Regions from separate parts of the Homo sapiens genome. Here region 2 is linked to region 1. A link is an interaction called in ENCODE POLR2A ChIA-PET data of the cell type or tissue named here. Cell type or tissue: PC-9. All regions are shown on one strand. Links, peaks and the distances in the headings refer to the core of each region. The heading gives the core; the rest is flanking DNA.

The links. ChIA-PET counts read pairs that join two places held together with the same protein. Peaks named below come from ENCODE experiments on the same cell type or tissue, not always from the same donor. Only the 100,000 strongest peaks of a DNase experiment are listed, where the experiment ranks them.
Region 2: POLR2A ChIA-PET joins it to region 1 with 5 read pairs; 2 of 35 experiments call an interaction of 5 or more read pairs at or near these places.

Annotation. Positions count from the first base shown.
Region 1 is chr7:27,788,236-27,795,774 of GRCh38, reverse strand. TAX1BP1 (Tax1 binding protein 1) reads right to left here. Exons shown (of 17, transcript NM_006024.7): 9 at 3,545-3,769; 10 at 2,563-2,709; 11 at 1,329-1,452. Among named protein-coding and RNA genes, the nearest start is that of TAX1BP1-AS1, 51 kb to the right of the region's middle. In PC-9, for the core only: no CTCF peak of the experiment used is centred there; no DNase peak of the experiment used is centred there.
Region 2 is chr7:27,648,921-27,656,459 of GRCh38, reverse strand. It overlaps HIBADH (3-hydroxyisobutyrate dehydrogenase), which reads left to right. Exons shown (of 8, transcript NM_152740.4): 2 at 6,827-6,987. It overlaps LOC105375211 (a long non-coding RNA gene), which reads right to left. Exons shown (of 3, transcript XR_007060268.1): 2 at 3,810-3,860. Among named protein-coding and RNA genes, the nearest start is that of HIBADH, 10 kb to the left of the region's middle. In PC-9, for the core only: no CTCF peak of the experiment used is centred there; no DNase peak of the experiment used is centred there; H3K4me3 peaks cover 305 bases; H3K27ac peaks cover 984 bases.

The DNA of each region.
Region 1 (7,539 bases), core at 1,226-5,225:
CGAGACCATCCTGGCTAACACGGTGAAATCCTGTCTCTACTAAAAATACAAAAAATTAGCCAGGCGTGGTGACACACACCTGTAGTCCCAGCTACTCAGGAGGCTGAGGCAGGAGAATTGCTTGAACCCAGAAGGCAGAGGCTGCAGGGAGCTGAGATCACGCCACTGCACTCCAGCCTGGGGGACAGAGTGAGACTCTGTCTCAAAAACAAAACAAAACAAAATTTGCTAAAAAGAGTTCCATAACAGCACAAAAATTGTTCTCCTTATATAACTGAATAGACAGGGTAAGTAGGAAAACCATACTCTGAGAATTCTCTTTCCCCTCTCTGAAAGCCAGGGTCTCACTATGTTGCCCAGGCTAGCCTCAAACTCTTGAGCTCAAGTGATCCTCTTGCCACAGCTTCCAGAGTAGCTAGGAGTACAAGCGCATGCCACCATACCCCACCAAGAACACATTTTAAATCATTCTTCTAGCCCTTCATTACCACTAAGTCTTTATTAAGTAAATACCCTATAACACCATTTTAGGTACTACAGAGGATACATGGAAACAGAAGGCTCAATTCTGTCCTACAGGGGATAAACCTAATATTTAATAGTCTAAGATGTTTACATTTAAAAAGACTTAAAAGATCAATTACTACACACACTAAACAAGAAAATATACTTTCTCTAGTATTTAACGTCATTACTGTCAAATTTACATAAAAGTGAAAAAATCAGGACAGATGAAAACCTAGTTAATCCAAGTTTTCATGTTATTAATGTTCTCACTATGTCTCTCTATTCTGTTCTATAAGTTAATAAACTAATAAAAACTTAACTCATCAGCCAACAGGTACATTGACAAGGGAAGAAGTACCCCCATTGATCCAAAGCAGCCAAAAATAAATGAATAAATAGAAAAATATGAGAATAATAGGGGATTTTTTCCCCTGCAGAATTTAAAAATTAAAATCCACAAATAAAATGCTTCAAAATTCCATAGATTTAATGGAACATAAAGTAAAAATTCAATTCGTGGCTTTTGTCCTATGTAGCCCAAATGAGTACTCACAAGCACCAGCTCATTTTTAACATGTGTGAATAGTCTCAAGAAGATAACTACTAGTTTACATTCACATTTTATATGTTCATGTTGTGTATATTCACCACTTGCATGACTCTATTTTACATTTATACCCTTATTTTCTTGTTGCCTCAATTCCTTCACTTATCACATGAAAATTTTTATGAACATCCTGAAATTCTAACACATGGAAGAAGGCAGTATAAGTACTTTTCAATGTAGGACACCCTACACAAAAAGTCTAAAAGATTTTTACCTGCAGAAGGTGATGGCTTTACATCTACAGTAGAGGCAGAAGTGGCTGGGTCTGTGTTTACTGAAGCATCATTCACTTTCTGCTGATTCCCCGTTTTCTTTGTGAAGACATTATTATTATTAGCCTATTCAAAATGTTAATAAGTTGTTAAATGAGTCAATGAATTAGTTATATTTCCTCCTTGCAGTAACTAAGTAAATAATATTTTTACATATTACTTTAGGAAATCCTAAGAAGTCCACAAAGCTGCTCTTGTTTTAAAAGCCAACAAAGACTAAAGTTATACACATCATTTTGCTAACTGACCTAAATGTTGCAAAAGAAATATACTATATTTTGCTTTTTCTTATAAACTCATCAAAAGACCACCAAAATAAGTCATTCACAGAAATCTACTACAAAGTTATAACGTACTCAAAAGGCCCCAGGCCAAATTCATACATGTGAGTGAGTCATACTTAAAGTATCATATTTTTTCACAAAAGCCTTCCTACTTTACTACATGCATTCCTTGCTTGTCTCCTCTGATTTAAAAAAGTAGGACCAGGAAAGTATCATATGCATCACATAGTAAAAGAGAGCTATAGTACCACTTTCAATTTCAGGTTTTAAATATGTTTCTTCTACATTTCCAGGAGTTCCTCAGATAGTAAGCCTTGTATTTAAGCACAGTTTAAGGACCCACATTGAAACATACATACCTCAAAACAAAAACATCTTCTTTGGTATATTACAAATCTACCTACCTATTCTCAAATGGAATAAAAAAGAATTAGCTAACACTCTTTAACTGTTCCTAATCTAATAGGAATAGGAATCTTCATAATATGAGTATGAAGAACTTGCCAATTACAACTGAGACACCATCTAAGACCTAGGGATGATTAATGGTGAACTCCAATGAGGATAGATGTCATGGTCACAAGAGTCAATAATAAGTATTGAGTTTTGAGTGACAGATATTTATCAAGAACTTAAGAGGGAAATTATCTAGAAAAGAAGACTTTTTTCTGTTTTTTCCTTGCTACTGCCCTTGCTTCCTTTGTTGGCTGTCCAGTAAATTAAAATTCCAGACTTTTTTAAAGAAGAGTTATTACAATATTTGGCCAATGACTTGAAATCAAGCAGAGATAAATAATATTTAAAAGGTTGATATTTGGAATATTACAAATTTGATTTTCGAACAAAAATACTAACAACACATTTTACTATGTGTAAATTTAATGATACTTACTGATTGATCTGAAAGTTTGTTTATTTGTTTTTGGAGCCTTTGGCATTCCTTAAATTTTTCTTTATAATGGTCTGCAGCCATCTGAAGACGGAGTTTCAGATCTTCAACTTCTCTTCTTAGTTCGTGTTCCAGTGTATCAGTCTTGTCCTAGAAAGAAACAAACATTTGAAGAAAAAAATAAAAATCTGATACCTCCTAATGTTAATAGTAACCCCAACTTCAATCTTACTTTTTTTCTTTTTTTTGTTTTTGAGACAGAGTCTTGCTCTGTCACCCAGGCTGAAACACAGTGGCCCAATTATGGCTCACTGCAGCCTTGACCTCCTGGCTCAAGCAATCCTCTTGTCTCAGCCTTTGGACTAGCTGGGACTACAGCTGCACACCACCACACCTGGGTAATTTTTGAAAATTTTTGTAGAGATGAGGTCTCACTATGTTGCCCGGGCTGGTCTTGAATTCCTGGGATCAAGCGATCTTCCCACCTCAGCCCCCCAAAGTGCTGAGGTTATAGGTGTGAGCAACTGTCCCCGGCCACTTTTTTATTTTGGGATTTTGGCTACAGAGCAACATAGGGTCTCTTGTTAAGTCCAGTTTTACATTCTTAGGACTAAGGTTCATTTAAAAAACTAGAGAAAAATAATCCACCTCCTGAAGAGCAATTATTACTCCCTTAAACAACCATAATACTGTTTTATACAGCTAGTAAGAAATTCCAAACAAAACAATACATATCTGACATCAATATATTTAATCAATAGGGCAGCTTTCACCAACCATTAAGAATTCTGCTTACAGAAGTTTTCCTTACAGCACACATTAACTGTAAGCCAAGAAGTCACAATGACTAAACAAAAGGAATGAAAATTTTAAATTTAAAATAAGGCAGAAATCTGACCTGTCTTATCTTAACACAATTTACTACTTTGTGAGATTATAGTGGTTTCTTAAATCAAAATGCAAATTCAAAATTAACTTGTTTTACCTGATCTTTTTTCATAGCATTTAGTTTAAGTTCTGCCACTGCATCAGCTAACTGCTTTTTCACTTTCTCGTTTTCCAAGCGTGCAGTATGCAGGTCTGCCATCGTTCTGTCTCGTACGTTGACAGCATCACTGAGTTCTTTAGCCAGAAAGACAACTTCTTGCCGAGTTGCCTGAACCTGTTCCTCTGCTTTACGAAGTTGCTCCTTTAAAAAACAAGTATCTTCCTGAAGAAAGCAGATAAATATATTTGTAATTCAACCACTCAAGTAAAAAACAGAAGCAGAAACAATTTTCGCACATATTTCAACAGGGCCAAAATTTTAGATATTGGTTTTTCTACTCATGACTTACAGAGTATATGCCTACAAAAAACTTAAGAAGTAACTTTGTTTTAGGTTCCCTCTATAACAACCCTATGTACTTGGTTTCACTGCTACTACTTTATACACAAGGAAGCTAAAGTACAGCGAGTCAGGCAACATACCCAGTGCTTAAGGACCTGCCCAAACTGAGGCTCAAACAAAAGATCCCATCCCCCAGAATCTCTTCAGCTAGAAATACTGACCCTCATTTTGTATGACTACCAGTAAAAATCATTCCGAAAGCTTCTTTGTAACACCAAAAATTTTGGTTAAAAGATGTTTCCTACTTTCTACCCCAAGAGACATCCAATATAATATAAATCTATTTCATATCATTATAAAAACACAGAACAGATTTAGGCCTTAGTTCTAAAAACAAAATATTGATATACAAATAGTAAAGACGAGGCATTGGGAAAATGAAAAGTAATTCATACTGCTTGACAAACCTAAAAGTATCTTTAAAAAGCTAAAATTGCCATGGTGAAATTATTTCCTTTAATATTAATGTTTAAACATTATAACATTTAAACATTATAAACACAATAAATTTAGTTTATTCAACTTCCTGTTTTTAATCTCTGTACTAAAAATAATGTAAAATCAGGAAAAAAATGCAACCCAATATTGGTTTCTAAACTGTTAGCCCCTTAGAAGGAAATGTAAATGATGATTTTATGCAGTGTTGGCATGGACAAAATCTTCGGAGGCATCACACTAATAGATCTACCTATAAAAAGATCGCCAACTTCTATATGTCAAAGGAGAAGAAAAAGAACTAGAAGAAAATTATATGTAATATATTCAAGAAAGGTATAATAATACTTGATATAAATAACTTTTCTAGTCAATAAGGAGAAACAAAACAAAAGTCAAAAGTCATGAACATACAAAATTTTCTAAAGAAATAAATGCGATTATGCAGTAAAAAAATTCAACTCACCAACAATCAAACAAATAAGTTAAAACAAATGCCATTCACCTTTCAAACTAACAAAGATCAAAAAAACAGTAACATTCCAATATTTGCATGGGTTTAGGGCAACTGGCACATTCACAAACAGGTGGGCTTATATAAACTGTAACTGGCATCTTTTCTCATCAGATATTTACAACATTCATCAGCACCTTAAAAATTCTCACAGCTTTTGATCTAGCAATTTTATTTCCATAAGTTTCCAAGAAAATTATCAAAGGGTATAGACATAGGTTTAGCTTTACAAGGATTCAATAAAATACTAAAATAATGAAAAATCATTAAGAACCTAAAATGTCTACCAACATGAGAATTTATGATAAACTATGATATACTACCTCTATATAATCAAAGTCTGTGCAGACATTACAAACAATACATATCTCATATACTCTTGGTGGGAATAAAAAAATCAATAGAACATTTTTTTGAAAGGTAATTTGAAAATAACTATCAAAATTTAAATACTCATTGACCCAGTAATTCCACTTGAAAGAACTTATTCTACGGATTATAAATGTGCCTACATATTGCTATAAGGATGTTTACTGCAGGATGCTTATAAAAGCTGAAGACTATAAACAATCAAAAACAATCAAAAAACATATACTACACAGTTGTTAAATGAAGAGAAGAAATACTAGGCAGTTGTTATGATGAATGAAAAAGATCCACATGTGTATCATAGTGCAAGATATCCATTTATAAATTTTTTTAAAAGGAAAAAATGTATAAATTCTAATTTGTGTTAAAATATAAATATACGTATATTCATAAATTCAATAATAACTTACTTATCTGAGAAGGGATGAGGATTACATTTTACTTTGTATCCTCATGTACTGTTTAAATTTTTTTATAACCATCACCTCAAACTACTTTCACAATCTTTTAAAAGCTTTAGCAACTAGTAGTCATTTTTCTCAGGTACTTCCATAACTACGCTTTTCCTCACAGAAGTCTTGCTTAAATAGGAAAAAGATGCTTAGAGAAATTTTTAGCATCTTATTAAATAACAAATAATCAAATACACTTCTCATGTTTGCACTGGCAATCTGTTACATTAAAAAGTAACAAGGATTAACCATTAATTCTAAATGTCATGCGCTTCTGACGTTTTAGGTATTACATTAACTATGTCTGAGTATTTTTAATAGCAAATTACTAAAAATAACATCATAAGAAATAATGAATCAATCAAGGTAAATCTATATAATGGAATATTATGTGGCCATTTTTTTCAAATGAGGAAGATCTCTACAAACTGATATGGAGTAACTAGCAACTTATTTTGTTCAGTGAGAAAAAGGTGCAAAATGGTATGTATAGTAGCGCTACCTTTTTTAAGAACGAAGAGGATAAAGAAGGATGTATGTACATGTACACATGCATATATAAGCTTATTTTTACAAAAAGAAACATAAGAATAAACTAGAAACTTATGAAAATGTTTATCTATGGGCATAGGTAAGAAAAGGGTTTAAAAAAACAAGGAAGAGATTGAGACCTCAGAGTAAAATTTTTCTATCATTTTGACTTCTGAACAAAGCAACTGTTTTACATATTCAAACAATAAAAATAAATCAAACAGAAGAATAAAAGCAAATATTAAAATTAAATACAAGCAAATGAAATTATATTACAAATTTATAACATAGGTATGCAAAAAAATAGTTCAAGTAACTTTTGAACATGGCGTTTCTATACATCCTTAGTGAAACATATTCTAAGAAAAAAGAGCTGTAAAAATACCTTAGCTTTATTTAGTACATTTATTGTTGGAAGTGGCATTGATGTAATAATTGTGAAAACACTGGTGTGTACGGCTGGATGGAAACACATGAGTAATAATGATGTTTGGGAAACAAGAGTTCTCACATTGCGAGAAGAGAGATATAAATATGGAATGGAGCAAAGGAAGGAAGAATCCTAAGGTACTAAATCTGAATTGGAGCTATCAATATAAATTAAAGATGCAAAATACCCACTGAATGTGCAAAGCAGCAGCCCCATAGTAGCAATAGGATCCAGTTCTTGGTTTCAAAATACCATTACCTACTAAAAAAAACAGAGTTTCTTGGAGAAATGGTAATATCAGGTCTGGGGGAACAACCTGAAGTTAGAACATACAGTTGTGCCATAAAGCAAGAAAGTATTCAAAGCATTATAGGAACATATCAGGACAAAAAAGCAGGCTTGAAAAGGTTCCCCTGGTTAAATTCAGAACAATTTGGGTATGAAAAAGAATAATGATGATTATGCATAATATGCAGCAAAAAATCAGTAAGTCCAAAGTTATATTTAAAAAAGAGGGAAGGGTGACAGGAATGTCCTCATGATAAAAGATTACCTACAAATAAATGTAGAAGGCATAATAGAATTTTTTAAATCACCATTTTTCTATCATTAATTATTACCAACATAATAGCTGATGCAGGTGAGGAGCATCAAAGGACAATAAAAACATTGAGGAAAGGCTGTTGGAGAACAGGGTGTTTATACAGATTGCTTAATAATCACAAACAGGGAAAGAAAAGAAAGGCACCTATATAGAGACAGGTAGGCATAACTTTAAACAAATTATTAAACCTAACATTATCAAGAACGAAACAAATTGACATTATATAACTTTTGATATGACTCCAACAGGATGGAC
Region 2 (7,539 bases), core at 1,700-5,699, 140 kb after region 1:
TTGCACATTTCATTGTGTTGATTTACTGTGAATTATCAAGTGTCCTACAATGTACATTTAGTTATGAATTAAGTGCCCTATTAATATATAATTAGTTATGAATGAAGTGCCTTATTAATACATAGTTATTTGCAGTTTTTTGGCTGTTACAAGTAGTGCTGTAATAAACTATATCTTTGTGTTGTTCAGAATTTAATACATAGTAGGGATTGCTATGGCCCATAGTTGGGCACCTTGTTTGTAAATAAAATTGTATTGGAACACAGCCATACCCATTTGTTTGTATGTTGTCTATGGCTGCTTTCAAACTAGAGTAGATGAATGAAATGGTTGTAACACCATTTCACAATGGCTCACAAAGCTGAAAATAATTTACTGCCTGACTCTTTAAGACAAAGTTGGCTGGCCCCTCATGTGTAGTATATATTCTTAGAAATGGAATTGCTAGGTCAAAGAGTATGCATGTTTTAAATTTAAATTCTAAATAAAAGTTCAAATTTTTTTTTGCCAAATTACCATCCAAAAGGTCGACCTAATATACAATTTGACAGTATATGAGAGCATATGTTTTCATCAGTTATTTCTTACCAAGAGTAGTTTTTATCAAAGAAAAAACTTATCCAACAGGTGAAAAATGGTATCACATCATTTTGTTTTGCATTTCTCTAATTATGACAAGTTGGGTATATTTTTAGAGGTTTTCTGGGGGGTAATTTACATATTTTCTGTTGTCATTTTGTGATTTTTGCCTACTTTAAAAAATTATTCATGTTTTTCTTCCAGATTGTAAAGTTATTTTACATATAAAACAAAGTAGCTCTATTTTTGTCATGTGTTAGAGTGTTTTTCTTATTTGTATTTTATCTGTTTGTGATATTTTTTCCATATAGATATGCTAATCTTTTTCCCCTTGTTTTATTATGAAAAATATGAAGCAGAAAGTATTGAAAGAATAATATAACTGACATCCATATACTCTTTCCTTAGAAACAAGTTGTTAATATTTTGCCACATTGACTTTTTTTCTTCCACATATATACCTATCCCGCTTGAATCATTTGAAAGTAAATTGCTGACATGACACTTTAACCCTAATGCTTCAGCATGAATCTAAGAATGAGGATATTCTCCTATGTAACCAAACTACCATTATCCTACCTAAGCCAATTAGCAGTGATTCCATGGTATCATCTAATGTACAATTTGCATTCAAAATTTCATTATTTTCTTAAAGGCTAGCTTTTTTTTAAAGTCAGGATCCATTCAGACTTCACACTTTACATTTGATCTATCACTTTAGTACTAATTGAGAACTGTCTTCTCTTGTTTGTTTCTATATATATGATACTGACTTTTTAAAAACAGCTTTATTAGCAATATAGTGATATATGATAAGTTGTACATAAAGTATACAGTTTGATTAGTTTTGATGTATATAAGCCGGTGAAGCTATCATCACAGTCAAGAGAGTGTGGCTGGGTGCGGTGGCTCACGCCTGCGCTCCTAGAACTTTAGGAGGCTGAGGCCCACTGATTGCTTGAGCTCAGGAGTTCGAGACTGGTCTGGCCAACATGATGAAACCTCATCTCTACAAAAAAATGCAAAAATTAGCCAGGACTGGTGGCATGTGCCTGTAGTCCCAGCTACTTGGGAAGCTGAAGTGGGATCATCTGAGCTTGGGAAGTTGAGGCTGTAGCGAGCTGTGATCATGCCACTGCACTCTAGCCTGGGCGACAGAGTGAGACCCTGTCCAAAAAAAAAACACAAAAAAATGGTAAACATATCCATCATCATACCCCTGAGATTGATTCATACCTCTGGAATATACAAATATTTGTATATTTTTCTTGGTTATAGATTTCTAGCTTGATAGTTGTTTTTTCCTTCTGGTATTTAAAAAATGTTGCACCACTGTCTTCTCACTTGCATTGTTTCTGATGAGAAATCTGCCTTTATCCTTATCTTTTTCCCTTTCTACATAGTGTGTCCTTTTTCCTGTGGCTGCTCTTGTGCGTTTGATTGTGATGCATCTTAATATGGTTTTCTTCATGTTTCTTGTATTGGGGTTCATAGAGTTCCTTGGATGCATGGGGTTTGTAGTTTTCATCAACTTTGGAACATTTTTGGCCATTTGTTCTTCACACATATTTTCTGCCCCACTTCTCTCTTCTCATTTGAGGACTCTAGTTACATATGTGTTTGGGTGGTTGAAGCTGTCTCACAGCTTATTGATGCTCTCTTTATTTTTTAAATTATTTTTTTCTTTGTGTTTTGAATAGTTTCTATTGCTGTATCTTCAAGGTTATTAATCTTTCCTTTGGTATCTACTCTTCAGTTAATCTTCTGGTATAATTTTCATCTCACATATTTTAGTAGTAGATTTCATCTCAAGAAATTTAATTTGTATTGATAAAAATATCTTTCATAATTCTACCTTTGGAATATATAGACTACAGTTATAATTTTTAACGTCCTTGTTTTCTAATTCTAACATCTGTTTCAGCTTAGGGTTGGTTTTGACTTTTTGACTTTTGAGTATACACGTTCCCTTGGGCTTCAGAGAGGTTCAACTTTGGCCTTCAGCCTCTTCATACTCATCTGGTGATTTTATTAACTTTTACAAATTTCACCTCTTAACTTTTGAGACAAATGGCTACCAGGTATATCTCTTTTTTCTCATCCTATCACTGAAACCTTGGTCATGGTATTTCTTTTTTTTTTTTGAGACAGAGTCTCACATTGTCGCCCAGGCTGGAGTGCAGTGGTGCGATCTCAGCTCACTGCAAGCTCCGCCTCCCAGGTTCATGCCATTCTCCTGCCTCAGCCTCCCGAGTAGCTGGGACTACAGGCGCCTGCCACTACACCCGGCTAATTTTTTTTGTATTTTTAGTAGAGACGGGGTTTCACCATGTTAGCCACGATGGTCTCGATCTCCTGACCTCGTGATCCGCCCGTCTCGGCCTCCCAAAGTGCTGGCATTACAGGCGTGAGCCACCACGCCCGGCCGGTCATGGTATTTCTAATAGTCTGTTGGACATCTTTTCAGCTCATTGACAGTTCATAGTTACCCTGGGTAAAACTGAGCCAGCTCTCCTTGATTTCTTCACTTAGGTATTGATAACACTATTCTCTTACTGTCATTTTGGACCTCACCCTTATTTTAGCCTATAATCCAATCCATTGTTTTATCCTTTTACTTCTGTCTTTGAAATAGTTTTTATACCTGTCTTTTCCTGTGGCTACCACACTTTATTAATTTTGACTTTGTTATGGACTGAAATTTTATGTCCCCACAAAATTTATATGTTGAATTCCTTTTTTTTTCTTTTTTGAGACGGAGTCTCGCTCTGTCACCCAGGCTGGAGTGCAGTGGTGCGATCTTGGCTCGCTGCATCCTCCACCCCCTATGTTCAAGCAATCCTCCTGCCTCACCCTCCTGAGTAACTGGGATTACAAGCACATGCCACCATGCCTGGATAATTTTTGTATTTTTAGTAAAGACTGGGTTTCACCATGTTGGCCAGGTTGGTCTCAAACTCCTGACCTCAGGTGATCCACCCACTTTGGCCTCCCAAAGTGCTGGGATTACAGGCGTGAGCCGCTGCGCCTGGCCAAAATTCCTAACCCTCAATATAATGATATTAGGAGCTAGGCCCTTTGGGAGGCAATTAGATCATGCGGATAGAGCTCCTGTGAATAGGATTAGTGCTGTTGTACAGAGAGACATGAGAGTGGCTTCTCTTTCTGCTCTCTACCATGTGAGGATACAGTGAGAAAATGGCCATCAGCAAACGAGGAAGTGGACCTACCAGACACTGGATCTGCTGTCACCTTCATGTTGGACTTCCTGGCCTCCAGAACTGTGAGAAATAAGTGTTCGTTATTTAAGCCATTATGGTATATTTGTTATAGTAGCTCAAACTAAGGCATCTAGAGGATTACTGTCACTTTTATATTGGTCTTCTTGCCTCCAGGCTCTTTTCTTCAAGTTCATTCATTGTACACTGCTGCCTCATTTCTGTTCCTAAAGTGTAAGTCTCATCTGTCATTTCTCTTGCCCACTGTTTCAATAACTACCTCTTGCCTACAAAATACAAGTTGTTTAGCATCCTTCTATCCTTCCACATTATGGTTGCATTTTTTTTTTAATCTTAATCTCTTGCTGTTTTGTTTCTTTGTGCATTCTTTAGGAAGAATAGAGGGCAGTATCATACAATGTTTACAAGTGGAGACTCTAGAATTAGAATGTCTGGATTTGAATCTTGGCATTACAACTTAGTAAAGTATTAGGTATTTTACTTCAACTCAGCATCAGGGTTCTCAGCTGTAAGATGGGCTTCATATATAGCATATGGTAATAGGTCTGTTTATAAAGTGCTTAGCATAGTGTCTGGCATGTAGTAAAATTGCAGTAAATATTAACTATTACTGTCATTTCTTCATGGCTCTTCTAGTTCCTTGTATATATTCATGTTCCTTTTTCTGTATGGAGTTCCCCTCCTCCTTACCCTCCTATCCATTTGAAATCCTACCCCTTGTATAATATCCAGGTCAGATGCCACATTCCTCAAGTTCCCACACCATGAATTCTCATTTTTCATCAGCATTGTGTTTTTATCTTTAACTGTCTTATGTTAGTGTTTATGTACATGGTTTATTTCTTCTTGGTTTTAAGCTTGTTGAAGGCAAGGACTGTGTCTCTTACCTTCTTTGGCATCTCTTTTGGTACATGTGATAGTTGCTTAGTGTTTGTTGAATTTGTGAATGAATTGTGGTTCTACGTGACCATACTTATGAATTGTTTGACCTAGAGTGAATTGCCTGTTAAATTAACTGTCTTTAAATTATAATCTTCCTAGTTGCTGAAGTTTTTAGATTGCTAAATTACACCTTTTCAACCTTAACACAGTAATGCCACATTTTCTTTCTGGCTATTATTGCTAGTTTGTTTATGAGCATTAGTTAGAGTTCTCTGATGAAGTGTACTCATTCTGTTTAATATCAAAATAAAATTTCAGTTTGGTGTCACTTTTCTGTCATTGAATTCCTTGCAGGCCAGAAAGACAAACTATACCAGTGTACTATTATACCAGTGTACTATTATACCAGTGTATTAAACTTAGCGCCTGTTAAATGATGTTGCACAGAAATGACACCCACATTTAATGGAAGTGTTAGAGTCAGTCATTAAGTTAAAGGAATTAAATATGCTTCCAACCCAAGAAGACCTCTAGTTCTTAAGCATTAGGGCTTCAAATAATTTGCTTTTAACAAATCTCATTCCATTCAGATTCAGTTCAGGGAAGAGCAGATTAAGTTCAGTTGAGGGGACCTGAAACTTAAAAGAGGGACTGTGATTAGTTGTTGCACTACAAATTTTAAAGCTGGAGTTCTTGAAAGAAAAAAGAAAAAGAATGCTGGGAAATGGAAGAGCAAGGAGAGTTACTTCTCTCTTTTCCCTCACTAGACTGTGAGCTTTTAAAGGACAGGGACCATACGTTGCTTGTGTCTGTCTCTGAGCTCTGTCATAGTACTTCATGCAGTGAATATTTATTGAGTGGAGTTCTAAATCTAGAAAGTGAAAAATTGCATCTAACGCTATTTCCATAGTACTGTAAAGCCTCCCCACTCTGTAACGCATTACTTTGATTCATATGCCCACGGAGTAATTTCAAAAAGTCTTATATGAAAAATAAAAGAATAAATAAAACCTGTGTAGTTTTTAAGGCTTTTTTTTTTTTTTTTTTAATGGCAGCCTGGTCAACATGGTGAAACTCTGTCTCTATTAAAAGGACAAAAATTAGCCAGGCATGGTGGTGCGTGTCTGTGATCCCAGCTACACCGGAGGCTAAGGCATGAGAATTGCTTGAACCCAATAGGCAGAGGCTTCAGTGAGCCGAGATTGCATTACTGCCCTCCAATCTGGGTGACAGAGTGAGACTCCGTCTCAAAAAATAAATAAATAAATAAATAAATAAATAAATAAATAAATAAATAAAAATATAATAAGGAAGTCTCTCTTTTCTGAAAGTTCAGAGTTGTTAGACCAAGGTCCTGATACTGTTACACTTGCCATTTAAAGCCTATGGAGGTATCTCCCCTTTCTACCCCAGGACCACCTTTATAAACTGGTGATTCCATTCTCCTGGGTTTAACATCTTTTTGAGTTTTTTTTTTTTTGTATCATTGGAGGGGATGGTTTCTGTAACTGTGGGAGTGGGAAGGTAAAAAGTTTTTCCATTCTTGAAGCTGGTCCAAGACTTACGTCTTTTTGAATACTTTCTGTCTTTTATACACATTATTAAGGGAGATAATATGGAATACTTCACATTATAAGTAAATTACATATTAGGTGTTTTATAAATGATAACATTATTTAGTTTATTGTTAAAAATGGTAAAAGAATGTTATACAGGTACAAAACAGGAAAAATGCTTAAAATTTTGTGAATGTGCCCCAGAAAACTAAATAATTAGAAGTTAGTCTGCCTGCACATTGTTGATAACTTTAAATGTGGTTAGGTCCATTAGTTTAAAATTTGCCTTTTAAAAGTTAGTGGGTTTTTTTTTTAATAAATATTATTATTTATTTTTGAGATGGGATCTCACTGTGTTGCCTAGGCTGTTCTAAAACTCCTGGGCTCGAGCAGTCCTCCTACCTCAGCCTCCCAAGTAGCTGGGATTATAGGTGTGCACCACTGCACCTGGTTCCTGAAAGTTTCTTTTATTAAAAAAAAAAAATCTAACAATTGACTTGCTAATATTAAATGAATGTTTACAATAAAAAATGTTATTTGCCCCTATTGAAAATAATGTATTGAAATCAGTGTGTTCTAGGTCAGTGGCTTCAAAGACTCCAGTTGGATTCATTGGACTGGGCAACATGGGGAATCCAATGGCAAAAAATCTCATGAAACATGGCTATCCACTTATTATTTATGATGTGTTCCCTGATGCCTGCAAAGAGTTTCAAGATGCAGGTGAACAGGTAAGACCTTTTCTTTAGATTTGTTTTAGATTTTGAGAATGAAAAATGAATATACATTCAAATAAGTGACAGCTTCTTAGAAGTATACCCAATGGAGTTGTAAACCTAATTCAGTGTTAATTTTATATATATGTAATCATTCATCCAACATCCAGATTTGCAGTAAAGGAGAGTTCTCGTTAGACATTCAGGGGTATCTATTCTTTGGCAGGTGACTTGGAACATTTTGCACATTTGGTCAGAGGGCCTTGTTTTAGCTCTGTATCAGTTTTCTGAGATAGTAACTTTACTGATTGTGCTGTTAAAGTAGTTAGTTTGGTGGAAATAACCTCCTGTGTTATTAAAAGCACATATGTCTTTAAAACAAGAGTAGGCTTAGAGATATAAAGCTTAGTTTGAGTTGAAGCTCAGATACATGCTTTCTTACTGGGGGCAAGTTACATCACTTCTGCTGATTTCCTCATTCTTAAAATGTGAACGATGACAACCTATGCCATTAGGTTGTGAAGCTCAAATGAGAGAATGTATGTGAACATACTTTGAAAACATCAT